Linked DNA regions of Homo sapiens: region 2 is linked to region 1. A link is a contact called in ENCODE Hi-C data. All regions are on one chromosome and are shown on one strand. Each heading gives the region's core, a stretch centred on a gene start or an enhancer-like site at or near the end of the contact. The rest is flanking DNA. Distances are from core to core; before and after follow the strand shown. Region 1 holds the start of ST8SIA5 (ST8 alpha-N-acetyl-neuraminide alpha-2,8-sialyltransferase 5). Region 2 holds the start of ELOA2 (elongin A2).

Region 1 (5,650 bases), core at 2,342-4,841:
CTTGCCAAGGCTGAGGCAGGAGAATGGCCTGAACCCGGGAGGCAGAGTTTGCAGTGAGCTGAGATCGCGCCACGGCACTCCAGCCTGGGTGACACAGTGAGACTCCATCTCAGAAAAAAAAAAAAAAGAAAGAAAAAGAAAAAAGAGCAAATCCCCACTGCATGGAGCTTTCGGTCTAGAGCAGTTTCTCAACCTCAGCACTACTGACATTTGGGGCTGGAAAATTATTTGTTGCTGGGGGCAAACTATGCATTATAGGTCTTTACAACCTCTTTGGCCTCTTCCCTCTGCATGCAGCAGCACTCTCCTCTCCCCAGTGTGAATGCCACAGAAGTCTCCAAACATTGCCACGGGGAATAGGGGATTGAGAACCACTGGTCTAGAGCAGCAGGAGGAGCTTGTTGCAGCTTGCAGATCGCCTGGGGAGCTTGTTACAAAGGCAGGTTAGTAGATCTCACCCGAAGACAGTCAGATTCAGGGGCTCAGGAGTCTGCATTTCAATGGTCCTCCAGTTGGTTCTGATTCAGGCCCTCCCAGAGCCTCTGCTTGAAGAACACTGGTCAAGTGTTTGTAGACAGGAGACAGACTGATGATAATCACATCAGGCCAGTTCATTACAATCATGATATATGGAGGAAACAAGATAGGTAAGCAGGTGCTAGGGGTGACACTGATGTGACAGCCACATCCAGTTCAAGATCAGGACTAACCAATGATTAAGCCAAGTGCTGCAGTGTAGGTAGGGTCAGGTGTGGGAGAGACGGGAGGAAATTGTGACACACTTGCATCTCTGCACCTTTGCTCCTGCCCACTTTTTGGATGTGCATGCCCCCTGCCCCCACCCTCAAATCTTACCCTTCCTTCAAGGCCCACTCAAGTTCAACTTCCTCTGGGCACAGTCTTGCCTAACTTCTCCAGCCTATCAGTGCTTCTCTTCTCAGACAGTTTAACATTCACTTTCTGTTTCATTTGTGGCTATTTTGTTGCCCCAAATAGACTTCGAGTCCTCTGAGTACCAAGACCACATCATCTCCTTCTTTACAGACCCTTATCTACAGGCACGCTTCCAGGATCAGCCCTATACAAGTTTTGCCTGGTTGATTGGGTTGAGTCTCTAGAGTGAGGCCTGCAAGATAGCATCTATGCGATTCAGGGGGTCAGGGTCTCTGTGAGGGAGGAAGGGAAGCACCTTGTGTGCCTGCTGAACTCCTGGCAGCTAGCCCACCCACCCAAGACCAGGGAGGACTTGCCAGAGCAAGCAGGTAGTTTGGTTGGCGTTTGCCATGGGCGGTTGTATTTTCCCCCTGTTGACAAGGCAGAAGGAATCCCAGCAGCCCCAGCAACTTTGGGGAGGTGCCGGGAGGGGGCAGGAACCCAGAGCTGCCCTGCTGAAGAGCAAGTGCCAAGACAGCAGCAGGCAATCGGCCTGCAGGGCCGCAGCAAGCTGTGGGGGACCCAGCTGTCCTTGCATAGGATCATCTCAGGGGCAGCAGTAGCCAAAACAAGAGGCAGGCCCAATCAGATCCAAGAAGCCAGGAGACTCCGAAGATGGCCTTTAAAGCCACCAGTGTCAGACAGCACTCAGGAGCTGCCACCAACCAGGGAACGCTCCCTGGGAAGGTCCGGAGCAGCAACTGGCTGTAAACAAATGTTCAGAACAAGGTGCCTCATTACTCCCCAGCTCCGGGGGAGTTACAAGGAGGGGAAACAGCCTAAGTGCTCGGCTTTTCCACTGGACAGCGACACCTAGCAGCGATCCTCACCCTCCCACCTTCGTGGGCAGCCCAGATTGGGAGCACCCATACCTGATGTATCCACCTCACCCAAAGGATGAGAAGAGGGCTGTTTCGTTATGGGGAAGTTTAGAGAAGAAGGTGGGATGCTTACTTAGCTAGAGAGACATTTATTTTCCTATCAACCTAGGGGAGGGGCGGTGAGAGTAGGGAGACACTAGCAGCAAACTAAAAAACAGCCCAGCAGCTAGGAGAGAGGGCTCTTGCCAAGAGAGGCTCTGATATGGGTGTATCCTAGAGCAAGAACCTCCCCTAATCTCTCAAACCAGGCGGAGGAACCCCAAGTGTTTCCTTAAGCCAGCAGAGCCGGCAGAAGGAAGTGGCTGGCATTTCAGTGTATCTTCTGCAAATAGAGAGGCTGAGGCTGTGCCCGAATTGAATTTCTGAGTGACACCTCCTACTGCTCTTTCTCTTGGAGTTTAACCGTGGATTGGGGTGGAGTAGGGGGAGAGCCCAACGAGGGGTTAACTTATGCTGCAGCTCTGACCTTTTGCGCTAAGGATGAGAAAAAAAAAGCCATCTGTTTCAGAAGGAATCAGGTTGTTGAGTTTCACAGATCCAGTGGCTGTGGGATTGTAAGACTTCACTATCACTATCCCTGTCGCATAGCCACAGCCCACACTACCACCCCCACCGAACCCGAAGCTCCTGGAGGGGAAAATGCTTTTTCTCCCAAGGGTCCTTACGAAAGTTCAGGACTCGCGAGGTTATAAACAAACAAACAAACAAACAAACAATCGATACGATTTTGAGCCCTCCGACCCCGGAGTCCAAACAAATGGCCATAGAACTGTGGGTCTGGAGGACACCGCTCCGATCCATGCGGTCTCTCCGGGTATTAAATGGATTTATCGTCAGCCTGGTTGCTTGGAATTCTATTCTGTCCTTCATTTTTCACAGCGGAACAAAGTTGTCTGGACCCTCCAGCCAGCGCTGGGCAGAAGCAAGCAAGGATGCTCTTGGAAACGCGGTGGCCCAAGCCTAAGCGGCCATGCTCGGGGCTAGGAGCGGACCCCACGGCCACTCACCCCGGGGCGCTGCGACCGAAGCTGCCGCGGCCACTGCCACCCGGGGGCTCGCCGGCCGGCTCCGCGCATCCCGCCCTCTCAATGGACTTTCTTACCTCTTAATGTAGTTCCTGCCATACAGGATCTGTTGCAGCAAGGTCACCAAGGCAAAGGCGCAGATGAAGATGAAGAGCAAAGTTCGGCTCCCCAACAAATCCCGGTTGGCCGAGGGGTCCGCGTAGCGCATCCTGGCTACCGGGCGCCGCGGGCGCGGGGTACGGGGCGGCCAGGCAATGACTCGCGGGGTTCCGGGGCCCCGGGGGGCGCGCGGCCGACTTGGCGCCTCACGGTGCGGTCAGGCAGGCGGGGGACTTCGAGGGGCAAAGTTTCTGGTTGGCGCGGCCGGAGCTGGGGGCATCCAAGCGTCGCAGGCGCTGGGGCGGCAAGCAGGACAGGGCCGGTGGCAGGGAGCTCTGCCGCGGCCAGGGGCCTTCCCCACCCCCGGGTACCTTTACCTCCAGGCGCCGGTGCCGGGTAGCCGCCGATTTCCCCGCGGAGGGGAGACGCCAGGTGCCACGAGCCGGAGGCGGCCCCTCCCGCCGAGGTGGCGGCCAATGGGGAGCAAGACCCGGGCTCCGTCCCCTGTGCGCCCCAGCGCGCCGCGCATCGACCCCTCCAGTCCGGCGCCGGATCGCGGTTGCCCAGCGCGCTGTGCCCTGCCGGGGGCGGGCCACGTTTGATCTCCGGGCCCGCAGCAAGGGATCGCGAAGGTTGGCCTCCGGTTCTGCCGATAGGGACGGGGGGAGGGGGCGTACAAAACACCCGCGCAGTCTGGCTAATGATAGGCGGGCCGTGGGGAGGGGGAGGGGCGGAGCGCAAAACGCCGGGTTTGAATCTTGGAATTAAAAAGAGGGCAGGGGCTGGGCGCGGTGGCTCACTCCTGTAATCCCAGCACTTTGGGAGGCCGAGGCGGGCGGATCACAAGGTCAGGAGTTCAAGACCAGCCTGGCCAATATGGCGAAAACCCGTATCTACTAAAAATACAAAAAACAAAATTAGCCAGGCGTGGTGGCACGCGCCTGTAGTCCCAGCTACTTGGGAGACTGAGGCAGAAGAATCGCTTGAACCTGGGAGGCGGAGGTTGCAGTGAGCCGGGATCGCGCCACTGCACTCCAGCCTGGGCGACAGAGCGAGACTCCGTCTCAAAAAGAAAAAAAAAGAAAAAAAAGAGGGCAGGAAGAGGAAACAACAGTTGCGGAGCTGGACTTGATGGAAGGGAGCATTTGCGTGCGGCGCGCAGGGCACTGAGTCACCATCGTGGCCGCGTCCTCGCGCTCTCCTAGCGATTTCTCCGGAGAAAGCGGAGCAAGGTCAGCCGGGCAGCCCTTCAAGGACGGCGCGCCGCTCCTGCATGCTGATGGCCTGCGGGGCTGCCTGCCCGTGCCCCGGCGCCCAACTCCTACAAGGAAGAAATTCAGGGGCTCCCCGCCCCCGCCACAGTCCTCTTCCCCCTCCCCAGCTGCAACTCGGCAGCCGTTCGTCAAAGACCCTGTTGTCACCGAGACACTGGGACCTTGTCTCATCCTTGGAACCACTCGTAAATCTTAGGTCAGGCAGCCGGCAGCCTTCGGGGACCACAGTCCCCCCAAAGCTTTAGGAAGCCAGTTACTACATCCGGAAAGATTCGTGCTTCAGAACGCAAGCCAGGGAGAATAATCACAGAAACGCAATGCGAATGTCGTGCCTCTCAGAAATTCTTAGCCTGAAATACCGTCCCCACCCCCCAACCCGGCCAGGCGACAGTCCTGTCATCCTAACACCGCAGAGGCTCCAAGCGCTGGGAGTCGTGTGCCCGCGGCGCTCGCCACTGAGGCCGGTTGGAAGATTCTAGGGTGCCCCTTCCCAGGTTCCAGCAGGCACTCCGGGATGTTCTAGAGTCAGGCCAGGGATTCAACAGCGAACCTGACCGAAACTCAAACCTCAGCACAAGAACTTTGATGGGGGAAGTGCCCAGACTCCAATACTCTCGACCTTGGCATTTAGTAGTTTCTTCTTTGAACTGGAAAGATCAAATAATGCACAGTAAAATCTCATGATAAGGGTTCCACCAAGAATTCGGGATTTGTGTTAATTCATAAGGCAGAAGTGGCCCCTGTGCTATCCATGAAGAGTTTCTGTATTTCTCTGCAAGGTCACAGGTAGGCTTTTTTTTTTTTTTTTTTTTTTTTTTTTTTTTTTTTTTTGAGACGGAGTCTCGCTCTGTCGCCCAGGCCGGACTGCGGACTGCAGTGGCGCAATCTCGGCTCACTGCAAGCTCCGCTTCCCGGGTTCACGCCATTCTCCTGCCTCAGCCTCCCGAGTAGCTGGGACTACAGGCGCCCGCCACCGCGCCCGGCTAATTTTTTGTATTTTTAGTAGAGACGGGGTTTCACCTTGTTAGCCAGGATGGTCTCGATCTCCTGACCTCATGATCCACCCGCCTCGGCCTCCCAAAGTGCTGGGATTACAGGCGTGAGCCACCGCGCCCGGCCACAGGTAGGCTTTTTAACCAATTAAAGAAAAACTCCAACATTTAGAGGGCCCATTATTATAATAATTCCTGTATTTGTTTGCTGTCTGGCACATAAAAACGTGCTTCACTTGCATATATTAATGAATTTTCACCTCCTAGCCCCTGGCTAACCCATTTTACAGCTGAAAGGACTAAAGCAACAGATGCCCAAAGTAACTCACCTAGCAACAAGTCTTGGGATTCTGAGATGAGGTTCTTTCTCCCACACACACAGGCAGGCTGGCTTCTTGGGAGTGGGACTTGTTCATTTGTCCCCACCACCACCATTGATTTTGACT
Region 2 (5,650 bases), core at 2,110-4,609, 280 kb after region 1:
TTTGAGCCATGCTCAGGTTCTGTCACCCAGCCTGAAGTGCAGTGGAATGATGAAGGGTCACTGCAACCTCTACTTGCCCAGCTCAGGCAATCCTGCCACCTCAGCCCTTTAAGAAGCTGGGACCACATGGACCGTGCCACCATGCCAGGCTAGTTTTGATATCTTTTGCAGAGACGGGGTTTTCCTATTTTGCCCAGGCTGTTCTTCACCTACTAGGCTCAAGCGAACTGCTTTCCTCCACCTCCCAAAGGAGGATGGCTCACGATTACAAGATCATGCTCAGCCTTTTATTAAAACAACAACAACGGCAGCAACAGCAAACATTTTATGTATTCGGAGTTATCAGTGTCAACTAATGGCTTGTGTGTTTTTGTCTAAGAAGTTCTTATCTACTTGATTTCGAAAAAAAAAAGAAAGGAAAAAGGAAATCTCACATCTTTTTCCTTATTTATGATTACAACTAGGGTGTTTTTAAAAATTATCAGTGAACATCCAAAATAGAATTGTTCCCAATGCGTTCATATCTTCTGAATTCTGAGGTGTTCTCCAAGCTGGGAGGTAGTGGCTGGGTGTGGGAGGCAAAATCACAGGGCCAGCACATGACACCTGCAGAATTCAAAGGCTCAACTTTGCACCAAGTTAAAGGTTCTGGTGTCCATTGGAAGTTTCGTTCCCCAACCCGCATTGACTTTGCCAATGCAAAAATCCCCCCAGATTTTATCTGCAAGGCAAGTCCTGAGTTTATCGTCGGGAGAATCTTCTCTTGTAGTCTCGAATTGCCTTGGCCATCAGCGGGGCCACTTTCTTGGCAGCCTGTTTCCGGGTTTTGGCCGCGGGCGCCGCGTGCTCATTGCTGCTGCTCAGGCAGGGGTTGGCCCGCTTCTCAGGGAGCCAGCGAAGGATGCTGCTGCTGCTGTCTCTGCCACCGCCGCTGCTGCTCTGGCTGGAGGGAGTGTGGCTGCTTCCCGCGGGCTTGGAGGCTGGCTTGATCTCCCCATTTTCGGGGTCAGCGTCTCCTGCAGACTTCTCTTGCCTCCTTGAAGTATCATAAGGCGTCTTGGCCACAGATTTGAAACAGATCATCTTTGCCTCTCTGCCGTTGGGGTTGTTTCCACGTGCAGATCGGATATTCGTTGTCATTACTCTCAGCCGCTGCTCTGGGGCGTCCGGAAGCCGCAGGTACTGCTCCCTCCAAGTTTTGTTTTCCTGTGGCTTTTCTTCCTTGAAGTCCTGGAAACAATGATTCCTCCGTAATTCGTCTGTCTCTCTAACGAGTGCGTGATTGTCTTTCTTTCTGCGATACAGCTGATCGGGCCTCCACCCTTCCAGAACAGGTTCAAGAACCCAGTAGGGGACCTCTCCCACGTCGCTGAGGGCGTCCGGATTGTTTCTAAGCACCTGGGCACACTGCTGGCGCAGCGTCGGCACCTGGAGCTGGCAGGCAGGCCTGGAGCCCGAGTACACCGGCATCTTAGCATTCACTCTGCGTCCAGGGAAAGCAGCTTCCTCCCGGAACTTTGGTGAAGAGAGTGCTTCTGGCTTTGCCTGGGAGGTCATGGAGTCAGAATCCGAAAGCGGATCGTAGTTGGCCTGCATCCAGGCCTCTGAGAGGTCCCAGAGCTCTGAGAAGACATGGCTGGGCACCGTTTTCGGCCCGGCGGAATCAGCGCCGGCCGCCTGCAGCCTCTCTGACTGGCTTTCCTGGACAGGAGGCAATTTCTTAGCCGAATCCCAGGACTCACGAGTGCCCTTGGATTCGTTTGCTTTCCTTTGTTTATCTCCAAGTGCAGTGGTGGCAGATTTTCCAGTCTTTTTCTTTTGCTTCCGCAACTGATCGTAGGTGAGGTATTTTTCACATGACAGAGTGGGCTGCTCGAATTCCTCAGCCATATCTACCTCCTCCACCTCAGAGAGGGAGCTCACGGACGTTCTGTCCAAATGAGCAGTCGGTGGCTTCCCCTCTTGAGTCTCTCGGTCGTTGGAAAGCTGCTCTTTCTCCTCGGGCGACAGGCCGTGTGTCCCATTTCCTGGGTCCCGGCCGTCTAGACTGGGCCTCTTCTTGTTCGAGTGACTGTGCTGAGGCCTCTTCTGGTGACTGTCTGGAGCCTCCTCCAAGGCAGGGACACGCTGGCCGCTGCCAGCTTGCCCCCCTTCCTTGTCTGTCTTGAAGTCCGAAGGCTGCCTGTCCCTGGCACTTGCCCAGGAGGGCATCCTTGGGGTTTCCTCTCTTAAGCAGGCCCCGCATGATTTCTCCCTGATCAAAGTAGGGGAGTGCCAATCTCCCTGGGCACACAAGGGGCGTTTTTCCTGGCGAGACGATTTGTGCCCCTTGCTGTGGCTCACAACGGCTTTCCCCTGGGGTTGGCCCTGGCAGCCTGGACACAGCAGAGGCCCGCCCTGAGCCGCGTGAGTGTGGCCTCTTCCGGGTTGCTTCCCGGGCGCAGCGGGCTCAGGGCCCTCGGGCATCCGGAGGGGAGCTGTGCGCGTTGGAGAGGCCCGATAGCGGCCGGAATCAGCTGGGGCTATTCTGGGGCACTTTCTCTCAGCTCTGGGCTCGCGACTGTGAGACCTCGGGTGAGGTCTCTGTTGCCCCGGAGGTGTTCTGCGTGCTGTCCGTCTGTGCTCAGGGCTGTGAGATGGGCTCCTGGGGGCCGTCGCGTTTTCTGGGAAGCCCCAGGCCTTTTCCTGGTCCTGAAGAGCCTCCCCGAAGCGCTGTCGGGAAGCGCTCTCCTCAGGGTCCTGTGGGCCAGGCCGGGTGTTTCGGTCCACGAGCACCAGCTTCTTCCACCGGGCCGCTAAGTCTCTGGCAAAGTCGCCCACGTGCTGGTGCTTCCGCAGGCGCTTCACCGTCTTTCTGATTCCAGTCTCCGCCAGGATGTCTGCCGTCATGGGCAAGGCGGAGAGTTTCTGCAAATATTTCTCTAGCTTTTTCGGCTCCGTCTTAGTGGCCAGACGCACCTGCAGCTTCTCCACTGCGTGCAGCGTAGTGGACCCTGCCGCCATCTCACCAGAGCTGTGCAGGCGTCGCTGTCCCGGCGGTCGCAGCTCTGTCTTTGGGGCTGCGGGACAGGAAGTCTGGGGTGGCCGGTCCTCGCTGCCCGGTCGCCAGGCAGCGACCTCGGGATGTGGAGTCACAGCCTGGAGCGAGCTGGGTCCTCGGAGCAGCAGGCCACTTGGTCTGGAACGGCCGTCCTTGCAGACAGCTGAGCAGGCCCGCTTTTGTTCCTCGGGATGTGGAGCCACAGCCTGGAGTGACCTCTGCAGTTTGCTGTGCAACAAAGAATGAAGCTCTGGTGCCAGAGCTGGGCCTTATGTAGCCCATCCCAGGCTGACACTCACGGCTCTAGCCCTGACCCTCTTAGCTCTTGGGCTGCCCCGCCCCCATACGTACTCATGCCGTCAGCACAATGCAGACAATCGGGACGGTCCACGCCAGGTGGACTGCTGTGCCCCAGAGGTTGATTAGGTTAATTTCAGCCTCGACACACCCCACTGAGTTTTACCGTTGACCTTCCATGTTCGCAGGTTCCACATCTGTGAATTCCAAAAAACACAGACTGAATCTTCTTGGGAGTAAAACAGAAAATAACACAGCAAGACAAAATCATAGAAAGAAGAACCAATACAGGATAACAACTCTTTGCCTAGGACTGATGTTGTGTGAGGGGACTTCCCAAATTTGTCAAAACAGGGATTAAAAGACAAAAATAAAACCGGTAGATTTTATTTCTTAACATCTGCTCCATCAATTTCGAGACAGTAGTTCGAGCACTGTCTTGACCCCGCCTTGTCCCTCAAGCCCTGATGTTTCTGGGAATTTAACTATTTCCAAGAAATCTTTTTTCCATTATTAACTGAAGAAAACTGGGTGCCGTTTGCAGAATTTTTAATACGAGGAAATAAATAGAAGTCAGCAGGTTCCACATCATGACTGCAAGGTGGACGCCTCATGATCTCCTTTTGAAACTCTTGCCAAACTGCCCTTTGTTCAGTGAAATGCTACAGCAAGAACTTTTTCATGATTAGGTAGAACTCTCTGGTAATGGTTTTTCTGCTCATGCTTTGGCTAGTTTTCTCAAAAACTCTGTTAGTAAGCATATTTGATCTTGGTTTGGCCCTTCAAAAAGTCTTTTAGTCATATCTTTTGAGCATTCCCCAAAACTGTTGCCATGACCTCTTCTCTTGACTGGTCCTCTCTGTCTTTGACTGGAGTGCTGCCACCTTTTGGTAGCCTTTGTTTTGTGCTCTTTCTTCAGGACTATCCAGTGTAGCCATGTTTTATCCCCGCTTACAAATCTTGGAATAAATATTTCTGGATCTTCTTCCACCTGTTTTAAAACTTTAAAGAAATTTTTACTCTTGTCTCTAGCTATTATTGTTGAAACAGATTTGGTATCTGGATCGGACTTTAATTTTCAGTGACAATTATTAAAACAGGATCATTTGAAATATCTATGGTTTTTTCTCTTATTTCTGTTGTTACTTATTTACCCTCTCAAATTAGGGAACACTTGGTCCTATGTTTCTGAGCATAGTTGACCAATTCTGACATTGTATTAAATTCAATAAATGTCTTTTCTGGATCTGTAGACACTTCTTTTGATATTTCTAGCATTTTTTTGGGTTGTACAGCATTTGAAAGTTAGGAAGTTTCCTGGCAGAGCCAGGAGATAGTCAGGAAACAAACAAGAAACAAATTAGAACCTACAGGTATATATATTCAACCTTTTAGGGGAATATTAGATGCAGGGACTGTAAAACAGAAGTATAGTAAAGACATTTGAAAGAAGTGATGTATGCTTTTTAACTGTTTGTTTTTGAGATTGAAAGCTTAATGCAAAATTTGGATCTTATTACTGAAATTGAAACGAGCTCATGCAAATTAATCTCCATTGCACCCGTAAAAAGGAAATTAAAAGCACTAATGTTGCATGTGGTGTATATACAGTAACATTTCCTAAATATCTTCTGGGTCTAAAACTGGGAATGATATTCAATGCTTCCTTTTCCTCAGGCTATGGTATCATAGGATTCAATTTTGAATTTGATAATGGAGGTATATTTGTGGCACAATAGCCCACAAAGGAAATGAAAGAAAACAAAAACAGCCAGATTATTGAAACATGCAAATGAGACACCTAGATTAGATGTTCACTTCTGGGCCTCCTTTCTTTGTACACAGAAATTAATGAGCATGTAATTGTGTCCATTTCAGGGGCACACCATCTCTTACAGTTTAAATGGATCCTTTTTGCGGGGAATGGCTCATTCTTAGTTTTTTTTAATTCAGAAGATAATTTTCTAGGTTAATTTGAATGGCCTGGGCAGAAAGATGTAGATCTGGCCAACTTTATACCTTTAATTAAGAAATTTGTAAGACTGCATTCTGTGTTTTCAGTAACAGAAGCTCATCTTAAATATTTAACACTACATTTGGAATAGTGTTTTTAAAACTCTCTTTTCCTGCTTTACTCTTACTGAATTCTGAATTTTTATCACTCTTACCACAAAATAAAAATCACATTATTATTTTAAGACCTGGTCACCACAAGTAAAAGCTGCTTCACAGTCCACATAGTAGGAAAGCCATTTTTTTTTTTTTATTAGAGATGGGAGTCTCCCTATGTTGCCCAGGCTGCTCTCAAACTCC

Evidence for each region. A loop is a pair of places that touch in the nucleus more often than their neighbours do. Pooled maps may share reads with other maps.
Region 2: a loop to region 1 is called in a pooled map, with 4 times the contacts of the local background. The contact joins the promoter of ELOA2 here to the promoter of ST8SIA5 in region 1. A Hi-C loop is called at or near these places in 1 of 168 maps with a recorded cell type or tissue (K562) and 1 of 50 pooled maps.

Annotation. Positions count from the first base shown.
Region 1 is chr18:46,753,462-46,759,111 of GRCh38, forward strand. ST8SIA5 (ST8 alpha-N-acetyl-neuraminide alpha-2,8-sialyltransferase 5) reads right to left here and starts at 3,592. Exons shown (of 7, transcript NM_013305.6): 1 at 2,917-3,592. The coding sequence starts at 3,047. It overlaps ST8SIA5-DT (ST8SIA5 divergent transcript), which reads left to right and starts at 3,982. Exons shown (of 3, transcript XR_001753434.3): 1 at 3,982-4,998; 2 at 5,336-5,650. RefSeq lists a silencer at 3,175-3,564.
Region 2 is chr18:47,032,262-47,037,911 of GRCh38, forward strand. ELOA2 (elongin A2) reads right to left here and starts at 3,360. Exons shown (of 1, transcript NM_016427.3): 1 at 266-3,360. The coding sequence starts at 3,003. The coding sequence ends at 742. The region is part of intron 3 of KATNAL2 (katanin catalytic subunit A1 like 2); the gene reads left to right.